2 separate regions of the Homo sapiens genome follow, and region 2 is linked to region 1. Evidence: read pairs that join two places in POLR2A ChIA-PET (ENCODE). Cell type or tissue: endothelial cell of umbilical vein. All regions are shown on one strand.

Region 1 (5,000 bases):
TGTACATCATAATGTAGTAGAAAAAGCCTGAGGCTGAGTCTCAGGTCTGCTATTTATTAAGCTTGTGAAGTTGAGCAATTGTACTACCTCTCTGCACTTCAGTTTACCTAACTCTGTGAGAGGTGTAATAACAATAGCTACCCCTCAGGTTCTTGAATTGATTAAATTAGAGGACATATGTAAAGGAAAATACATAAATGTAAAGTCCTATGGATATATGAATATATGAGTTCCTCTTATTGTCGTTATTAGGTGGTGAGACTGTTGCAATGTAGACTTTTGGATTTGGTTGGAAAAAGAATTAGTTACCCAGGAAACCAAATCCATGTAGTAAGGAAATAATAGGAATCCCAACATGTGGAGGCCAGAAGCTTAGAGAGCAGGAAGGCAAGTAATGTGCCCAAGAGATTGCAATGGCCATTTGGAACCAAAATCAGAAACTTACGTTTTATAATTTTAACTCTTTTTGCCTTTTGTGATTTCTGTCATAATTTCCCTTTAATTCTCATTAGTAAAGTTTTTTAATGCCAGCATTTTCAGCTAAACTGAGCTAAGTTAAATTAAGGGAATGATATCACTAAAGCCCACTGTTTATTGAACACCTACTTACTCTGGGCCAAACACTGCTGGGTGCTTTACATACATTATCTAACAGCCTCCCAATGACCCAGCAAAGTAATTATTATCTCCATACGCTTCCTTGAGTCAGGACTGTAAGGATAAGCATAACTCTCCTGGGATCAACATAAGGAAATCTCAAGATGAACATAAGGTCAAGAGAGAAAGAGTTAAAGGCACATATAGAACCAGCCCTTCTCACCTAGATACTCTTCTTAAAATATACTAAGATCTTGTAGGTTTCTCTGTTGTATTTCAAAAGAGGCTAATTTGTTATAGATTACAGTTTCATTTATTTGAATTATACATTGCCCTATTCCCGTGGCTTTTTAAAATATGCACATATTCCTAGGAAAGTAGCCCCATAAACCATTCATTCCTTAGTATAAACATGTCAAAGTCACAGAAGTCAAGGAAGGGATGAGAAGCAGTTCTAAATTAAGGGAAACTAAGTGCCATGTTTGATTTTGAATTGGATCCTTGATCAGAAAAAAAGTGAGTGATTATAAAGGCCATTATTGGAATAATTAGAAAAATTTTAAAGATGAAATATATTTTAAATAATAAATGCAGCCATAAAAAAGAATGAGTTCATGTCCTTTGCAGGGACATGGATGAAGCTGGAAGCCATCATTCTCAGCAAACTAACACAGGAACAGAAAACCAATCACCGCATGTTCTCACTGATAAGTGACAGTTGAACAATGAGAACACATGGACACAGGGAGGGGAACATCACACACCAGGGCCTGTTGGGGGATGAGGGGCAAGGGGTGGGAGAGCATTAGGACAGATACCTAATGCATGGGGGGCTTAAAACCTAGATGATGGGTTGATGGGTGCAGCAAACCACCATGGCACATGTATCCCTATGTAACAAACCTGCACATTCTGCACATGTATCCCAGAACTTAAAGTAAAATAAAAATTAAAAAATTTTAAAAATTAATAATAATAATAATATTGTATCAGTGTTAAATTTCCTGAGTTTGATAATCGTATTACAGTTATATAAGGGAACATCCTTGTTAATATAAGCTATGTGCTGAAGCATTTATGGATGACATTATTTAGGTCATACCATCTACTACTTCCTCATAAATTATTAAGCACAATATAATAATGATTTTAAAATTTAAAGAATAATACATATGTACAGAGAGAAAGAGATACAGCAGATGTGGCAATCAGTTAATAATTGGTGAATCTAGGTAAAAGGCATATGGATGCTCATTGTATTAATCTTATTCTTGCAACTTTTCTGTACATTTGAAAATTTTCACAATAAAAAGTAGATGGAAGTGTATGTTTATTCAGGCCTTTTTTTTAGAACCTTTTGCTAAAATTTAGCCCCACCCTTCCCCTTCTGCCACAAGAAAACACCATGTGTTGTAACCCACTCACTTTCTTTACAGATATATCTCTAAAATCCTAACATCAAGCTGATCTGTATATGCATTTTACTAGTTATTTTTTCTTCAAAAATGATATGTAATTGTGTTGTTCTCAACATACTCATGGTTAGACTTTTCTTTTTTCTTTTTGGCTTATTAACTGTTGAGTGAAAGACCTATATCCTTCCGGAACCATTTGCTCTTACCTTGGTTGCTGGCCAAATGGGGTTTTTATTGTTCTGTGATAACAGCACTTACTGAATGTTTCTCCTCTTGGATCAACGTTTGCTAACGTCTTGTTTTCTTCCTGTCTGCTCCTCAGAGATAAGGGGTAACCCCCACCTGCTGGTCAAGTACCATAGTGGGTTCTTCGTGGACGGGAAGTTCCTGTGTTGCCAGCAGAGCTGTAAAGCAGCCCCAGGATGTACCCTCTGGGAAGCATGTAATGTGTGATTCCTCTGTTGGACTGGACGTTGGGTGGATAGTGCTCCATTAGGCTAAACCTGCCAGAGGCCAGAAGAGCTTGCCAGAAAACAAGATGTGCCAGATTGGTTGGCATCATGAAAATTCAGCCTTGCAGATGCTATGTGACAAATGAAATCTCATTCTAGGGTCAATTGAGTCATGGCCATTAAGATAATAACAATATTAACATCTGCCATTCTTTCATTTCATGAGAAACATTTTAAAAATTTGAATCATTAATCAAGCAATGAGCTGTTATTTCCTCCCATAATTTTTCTTGGTTCAAGATAAACTCCAAAAAGGTAGAATATGTTAGATATGTCATCATAGTTCAAACAGCTAGGTTTCCAGTTTGGTAAGAAAACCAGCTCGCTCTTCGTATAAATAACGAAAATCACAAACTGAAAAAACAACATTATTAAAAAAAAAAAAGATATAACTTAAGTAACACTTTTCATCACCATGTATACTAAAATGATGGTCAAATTTTAAAATATATATTTAAAGCAGTTCGCCATTCTCTATATGTGTGTTAATTTCTTAATGACATGAGAGAAGGGGCTGCTTTACGTGAAATCAGATTCTATCCAGAGTTGTACTCCCAGGGAAACAAGAGGGACTTATATGTATTTAAAGTTTATAATTATTTAACATAAAGTTGTTGATAAATACAAAATAGGATAACTTATTTTGGTAACAGTTTTACCAGCCTGGACAAAATATGCCTGGATTACAATGGCTTTAAAGAATTGAATGAGATCAGCTACAAAATAGAACTTCATGAAATGGAAAAGATACAGGCACATAAAATATTTTTTAAATTCACTTCATGACAGTATTGATACCCAACAATCATGTTAATGTTAATACTGGTCATTTTACCCCCAAAAAATCAATTAATAAATATTCATTGTGTTTTCCATCTTAATTAGACTATACAGTGAATATTTATTAATCTCAACTAGATCACATTGCTCTATATACTCATGAATTATAGTTATTTAATGAACTATACAGATTGGTTGCACATGGGTCTTCGCTCCACTGTAAGGGACTGAGGAGTAATGTCTCCTTATGGTATTAATCATTTTCCCCAGTGGTTTTGTCTATGGTCTATTTGGTCTATTATCATTACCTAGCAGGTCAGATTCCAGCTTTGACAATGCCCTAACTTTCTGGAAGGAGCAGGAAAAAGGCCAGAGAGAGCACTGCCTTGGGATTGCCTTCCTAGGCTCTGTCTGGATGACACTCACCATGTGTTCTGGGTGCCACAGGTGCTGTGCCTCTGAGGAAAACTACAGAGTGTAGAGGTGTTGCAGCTCCTGAGCAGCTGTAATACTGTCTATCTGTCCAAGTATAATTTATTCCCTTGGCTTCTTCTGCTGAGCTACTGGGAAGTCCATGGGCATAACAACTAAAAGAGAAAAAGTTAGGTGTCTTTATTTCTTTTTGTCCAAGATGCCTTGATCCATCCTCTTTCCAGGATACATGGCCTACATAGGAGTTGGGCCTTATATAGGAAAGCTACAGAATCACTCCAGATGTTGTGTCTGGATTCACTTAATCTGGAGTATTGCTCACACAAGCTGGTTCATTCTTTTAATTCATAACATTGAGTGTTTCTCTTTGTTTTGTTTAAAGTTCCTTCTGATATTACTTTGTTTTAATGTTCAGATGCTAATCTGCATACTGCAGTCAATGAAGAGAAACACAGAGTTCCCACCTTCCCAGACAGAGTGGTAAGTCAACATTTTAAAAATGTTTTTCATGGTCAGGATATATTAAATAAACCAAGAGTTGCCAGATTCAAGACTAGAAAATGTGGAATTCATTTAGACTTCTCAGCAAAGAGAGAAAAACCATGAGCTCTAGATAATAGCTATGGGTGGTATTGAATAGCGGATTCAAATATAGAACCATTGTAATATCTCATATTTTTGCATTTCATTGTTGTGTCTTTTCCTAGCCAGTAAGCCCATAAATAGTCACCAAAAAAAAAAAAAGAAAAAATGGGTGCATGCGGGAGATGTCCTTAAGATGGCATCACACATAACAGGCAGCTGTTATTAGCTGTCATTCTTTCCTTACCATCAACATGGCCAAGACTGCTTTGTGGAAGTATCCTGGTGTTGAAATGAAACTCTATAGGACAAAAGCAGAAAACAACATAATTCTTTCCCTCCATTATCCCTTCAAAGCTATTCAGTGGGCTTTCTTCCCTGCTTCCAAATAAAGTCTTTGCCAAATTCCATAGTTTTGCAGTCATTCTCAAATGATAAAAATGTCCCCATTACTTGTAATCATAAGAACAGCCTCTGAATTGTTCCATCCAATGTTATTATCACATGACTGCAAACATCATTCCAAGTTAAACATCTGTCACCTAGCTTGGGCCTGCATCACCTGGCAGCATGCTTTTGGGGAGGGATTTTGGGGGGGCTGAGATTCATGGCCCTTTCAGAGTTAGTTCCAAGGAAGATGAGGTCTAATTAAAAAAAGACACACATAGCTGTTTCTATCATG
Region 2 (5,000 bases), 1.7 Mb before region 1:
ATCACAACAGACAATTTTCCTATCTAGCACACACAAACTTTTTCTCATCACACATGTACAATGTAAGTCATTGGTTCTGCCCTCAGTGAGTTTACTAAAAGGACTTGGATGCGTTTCAAGAATAACAAGACAGAGAGCTGGGTCAACAGCATGAGAAGGATGAAGCTAAATGCCTTAATCCTCTCATCTTTCCAAAACCACCTGCTCAGCAGCAGGCAGTTATCTTTCCTCCCTGTTGCTCAACCAAAAGAACAGGTCACCCCATGATTTTAAAGGTGGTTTTTTTCATAGATTCTAAGGGGATTTAATGGTCAGAAAAACTGGGAATGAATAATTTACAAGCAGCTGAGATTTTTCCCTTGCTCTACCAATCTTAGTTGGTTTTCCTGAAATCACAAACCAAGCCCTCCAAAATTACATGTATACAAACATACATACATAAGAGCGTGTATTTATACAGTTGATTTTCATTACTTGTAGATTCCACATTTGTGACTGCCTACTTGCTAAGATTCATTTGTAATCCTTAATACTTGAGGCACTTCTTTCGCAGTTATTAGCAGACATGTGCAGAGCGGTGAAAGTTGAGTTGCCCGGTATGCACATTCCCAGCTGAGGCTGAACAAGGCAATACTCTGCCTTCTTGTTTCAGCTCTCAGACTGTAAATAAGTATACTCGAAGTATATTTAGTGCCACGTTTTTCACATTTTTGTGCATTTTGTGGGTGATTTTGCTGCTTAAAATGGCTCCCAAGCATAGTGCTGCAGTGCTGTCTAGAGTCCCTAAGTGCAAGAAGGTTGCAAACTGCCTGACCAGAGAAAATGTTCATTAGAGAAGCTTCATTCAGGCATAGGGATAGAGCTATTGGCCATGAATTCAATATTAAGGAATCAACAATATATATTAAATACGGTGTATTTACACAGAAACACACGAAACAAGCTTATGTGTTGATAGGTTGCTGAAAATGATGTGACCAGAGGCTCACAGAAACCTAGCCATGTATTTCCCCTAGGAGCAGTGGTCCAGCATTCGCTAATTCATTGCTTGAGGTGACTTTATGGAACACAGCTACCCTGTATGAGTGACTATATAAATGTATGTATATGTGCATATCTCCACTTGTAAATTAATATCCCTTGGCAAAGAAATGGGTAATGCCTCACGTGAGCATTGCATCTGTCTGCGACTGAAGTCATGAAGCTAAGTGCTCAGTGCAACAAGGTAATATGCTAGGCCTAGTTGATAGGTGTTGATACCCTCTTTTCTTTCCAGAGTCCAAATTACATCACCTACAATCAGTGCCAAGGCAACCAACTAATACTTTCTGTAAACTACATGTGGTAAGTTAACACAGGCGCCAGTTAACCAAGGTTGAGTGCCAGAATCATTGGCTTCAATAGGCTGGTAAAAGCTGGAAGGGAAATCTGTCATTTAGAAGCTGGAGGGAGGAGGCTAGACTAGGGTGGTCTTGGGGCCATTACTCACCAGGGCAATGACGGTGGCACCAGCTCCTGCACAGGCCACAATGAACAGGTGATAGGACATGTAGAACTACAAAAGAACAGGGCATCAACATAAGCATTTGATGTTAAATGAAATGGCCTACACTCATTGTGGGGTGCTGCTTCATCTGTCTCCTTTGCAGCTCTTCTCTGCAAGACTGGGCACAGGCCTGCCTTCTCTTCATGCTCTGGCCTCATGGTGGAATCACCCGAGGAGCTTTAAAAACTTTCTGATGCCCAGACTGCCCCCCAAATCGATTAAATCTGAATACCTAAGGGCTGGGCCTCAGCCATCAGTATAACATAGTGCTGCCTTGATGGCTGTAACATGCAGCCACGGTGGGGAGCCCTGCTTCAAGCCACTGCATATTATGGATATACAAATTGACAAGTCAGATAGGGTAGGAGCTGATTATTTCTGTAACTCACTGCTTCTTAAAAGCTTGCCAGGATTTTCTTAAATATACAAGCACCTACGAATGCATTTAAGAATTTTCCTTTATAAACAGTTACAAGCCAATGACTGAAGAATGTTCTAGGGCTGAGACAATTTAAACCAAATTGTTAGGACACACTCCCTAGTAAGGACGAATGAGAATTAGAGAAGTAGCAAGTCATTCCAGAAATATAAATGATTAACTGTGGCCTCATTTATTAAAAGTTGGGTATATACACAAATTCCTCTATGAAATAGAGGGACTCCTCTATGAAAATTAACTTACATCCGTTCTGTGACAGGTGTTCTACTTTGAAAATCTTTCAAAGTAGAAAGAGTAGAAGTAGAAGAGGTGAGAGAAGAATCTAGATATATTATTAGATTTCTAGGTTTGGGATCACCTCTAAATTATTGCCCAAAGGAAAAGCCCTCCACTTCTTAAGGATTCTCACCAAATGTGTTGGACCATATGAAGTGACCATTTTTGTAGGTCAAAAATGGCTGAATAGTGATGGTTACATATAGCTCTATCTTAAAGATTCTAAACAAGGAGCTTTCCTTAATGGCATTTTAACCATCTCTCTCGCTCTTTCTACAGCTGGGAGAACCCTTTTTTCTCAGCCTAATACTCAAGGGTTATTCTGAACTGTGATGAGTTTACCTCGTTTGTGTTGCAGATGTTCTCCAGGGCAGAGCCACATATTTTTCCGGGGAAAGCATTCCAAGGAATGATACCTGTAAAATGAACCCCAATAGGATGTTAGTACAAACTATAGCGCCTCATGTTCTTAACAGACCCCACCACTTCGGATGCCAGTTACAGTGTAATTGTAGGCTATGTTCTTCATTAAGAATTGATGGATCTGCTGTCTGCAGAACAAGCATTTTGGAATAAATAGCCCCATTTGAACAATAGGCCAAAAGCAAAGCCAACTAGTCCATAAGAGATTTAAACAGCCTGATATTTTTTTCCCCTACAAATTGTGCTTTATTCAGTGAGGGTTCACATTTGGAAGTTCATATTTGTAAACATTAATTTTCAAAGCCAGGCTTTCCCTATAGTTACTGCAGGACAACCCCCTCATAAAGCATTTTATCACATTGAGGTCAAAATACATTTCCTCATGAATGCTGTGGTCTGTGGCCTTGCTGTCCAAGCTCTGTTACTGGTCTGCCAGGAGTTAAGTTCCAAAATTGCAAGTATACACTCAAACTTTCATGGCAATTTGACGGAGTAATTTATGTTTGTGGGAATCCAATAAAAAACTCTGGATTTGTACTTTGTCTTTGTTTTTATATTCATTTTTATTATGTCTTATAAACGTATTAGAAAATATTTTTGGACTGAAAATCAAATTGGTTTGTTTTTTTTTTTTTTTGAGACAGTCTTGCTCTGTCGCCCAGGCTGGAGTGGAGTGCTGCAATATTGGCTCACTGCAGCCTCCACCTCCCGGGTTCAAGCAGTTCTCTGCCTCAGCCTCCCAACTAGCTGGGATTACAGGTGCCTGCCGCCATGCCCAGCTAAGTTTTGTATTTTTAGTAGAGACGGGGTTTCACCATCTTAGCCAGGCTGGTCTTTGAACTCCCGACCTCGTGATCCACCCGCCTCAGCCTCCCAAAGTGCTGGGATTACAGGCATGAGCCATCGTGCGTGGCCGGAAATTTTTTAAAAAGAAAAAACACTACTGTCCTTTACCCCAGAGGGTGGGACAAGCAGAGTCTATGATTTCTCTCTCACTTAAACCCTGAGGCTCCTCTGCAATGACAGTTGTCCAGTGGGCTGCTGCTTTTTTTCCCCTTTAATGCATAAGTTTGTGCTTAAATATTAAACACTCCTAGGAGGTTAAGGAAAGGAGTATTAGAAGAAAAAAAATCCTTATTCCTTTCATCCTTGACACGGGCCAAGAGTACATCTTTATACTTCAGAAGCATGGGAAATTACCCCAAATTATCAGTGAAACCAGTAACTATAACAATAAATAGGCAAATATAGAGGATTTAAAAAGATGATTGCTGATTACCAAAAATTTGTGGCAAAACACTTACTTTTAAGGAATAGGAGAATGATATACATTTAGATATTCATTTACAAATAACTTTAACAGCCAACTTTAGGCTCCGTTTTTAGCTCTATCATAAAGAACAGTGTTGTTCAGCCTTGGTCTTTGTGAGAAGAGGTTAGTCTGATAGGTAGTTTCAAGCAAATTTAGTATTATGTTGTAAGGTAAGATGTTGAGACTAAGCCACATGAGAAAAACAGCAAAAATGAAATAGTCATCTCTCTTCAGAAAAGCTCTGGAAGGACAGTTATTTCCTCTTCAATTCTGATGAAAGCTATTCCCCCCCACCCCCGGTTGTTTCTGCCAAGAAAAGATTTCCTACCATGGTGGCTGGAAGCAGTAATTAGACTCCTCCCTCAGGATGCTGCCCTCTTACTCAGCTGCCCTCTCTTACTCAGCAGCGAAGTCAAGTCCCAAATTAACTGACAGGAGGAGCCAGTGGTCTCTTCTGGGGTTTGTCACAATGAACCAACCTTAGATCCCCATTGTAAGGATCTCACTCATTAGAAAATGTTTGAACTGGTTTCTAACAGCTGATAATGATTTATAGAGTATGTTCTGATGACTTTAAAATATGGCTGGATCTAATGTTGTATTTTTCAATACAGATGAAGTTTAAGCAGTTGGTCATTTTAAAAAGACCAGATTTGAGGAGTTGGATGTGCAAATTAATTGAATTATACAATGTGTGCAATATTATTTTGAATGGAAAGTTGGATGTTATAAAACTGAAAATAAAGAAAAAATACAATCTTTTTGTAGCGGAGATCCAGAAGTCTTTTTTGATTGAACTGCATTATAAAGTAGTTTCATATTAAGAAAAGCTTCTTTCACTACACACTTAACATGAAAATATAACGAAATTTTGATACCTAGCAAGCTAAAAGCCTCCCTGAAGTTTCCACCCAGAAAATAGCATATTGAAGGGAAAAGTATAAAATTACTCTAATAGAAGGGATGAAACAGATCATGACAATTAAAAGGATGCGCATGTAATA

What was found. Peaks named below come from ENCODE experiments on the same cell type or tissue, not always from the same donor. Only the 100,000 strongest peaks of a DNase experiment are listed, where the experiment ranks them.
Region 2: POLR2A ChIA-PET joins it to region 1 with 7 read pairs; 1 of 35 experiments calls an interaction of 5 or more read pairs at or near these places.

What each region holds. Positions count from the first base shown.
Region 1 is chrX:15,513,778-15,518,777 of GRCh38, forward strand. It overlaps BMX (BMX non-receptor tyrosine kinase), which reads left to right. Exons shown (of 19, transcript NM_203281.3): 5 at 2,335-2,454; 6 at 4,152-4,216. It also overlaps a transcript of ACE2 not described here. Among named protein-coding and RNA genes, the nearest start is that of BMX, 15 kb to the left of the region's middle. In endothelial cell of umbilical vein, no CTCF peak of the experiment used is centred here; a DNase peak (open chromatin) is centred at 2,424; H3K27ac peaks cover 3,679 bases.
Region 2 is chrX:13,774,749-13,779,748 of GRCh38, forward strand. It overlaps GPM6B (glycoprotein M6B), which reads right to left. Exons shown (of 8, transcript NM_001001995.3): 6 at 2,604-2,677; 7 at 1,490-1,555. Among named protein-coding and RNA genes, the nearest start is that of GPM6B, 40 kb to the right of the region's middle. In endothelial cell of umbilical vein, no CTCF peak of the experiment used is centred here; a DNase peak (open chromatin) is centred at 4,353.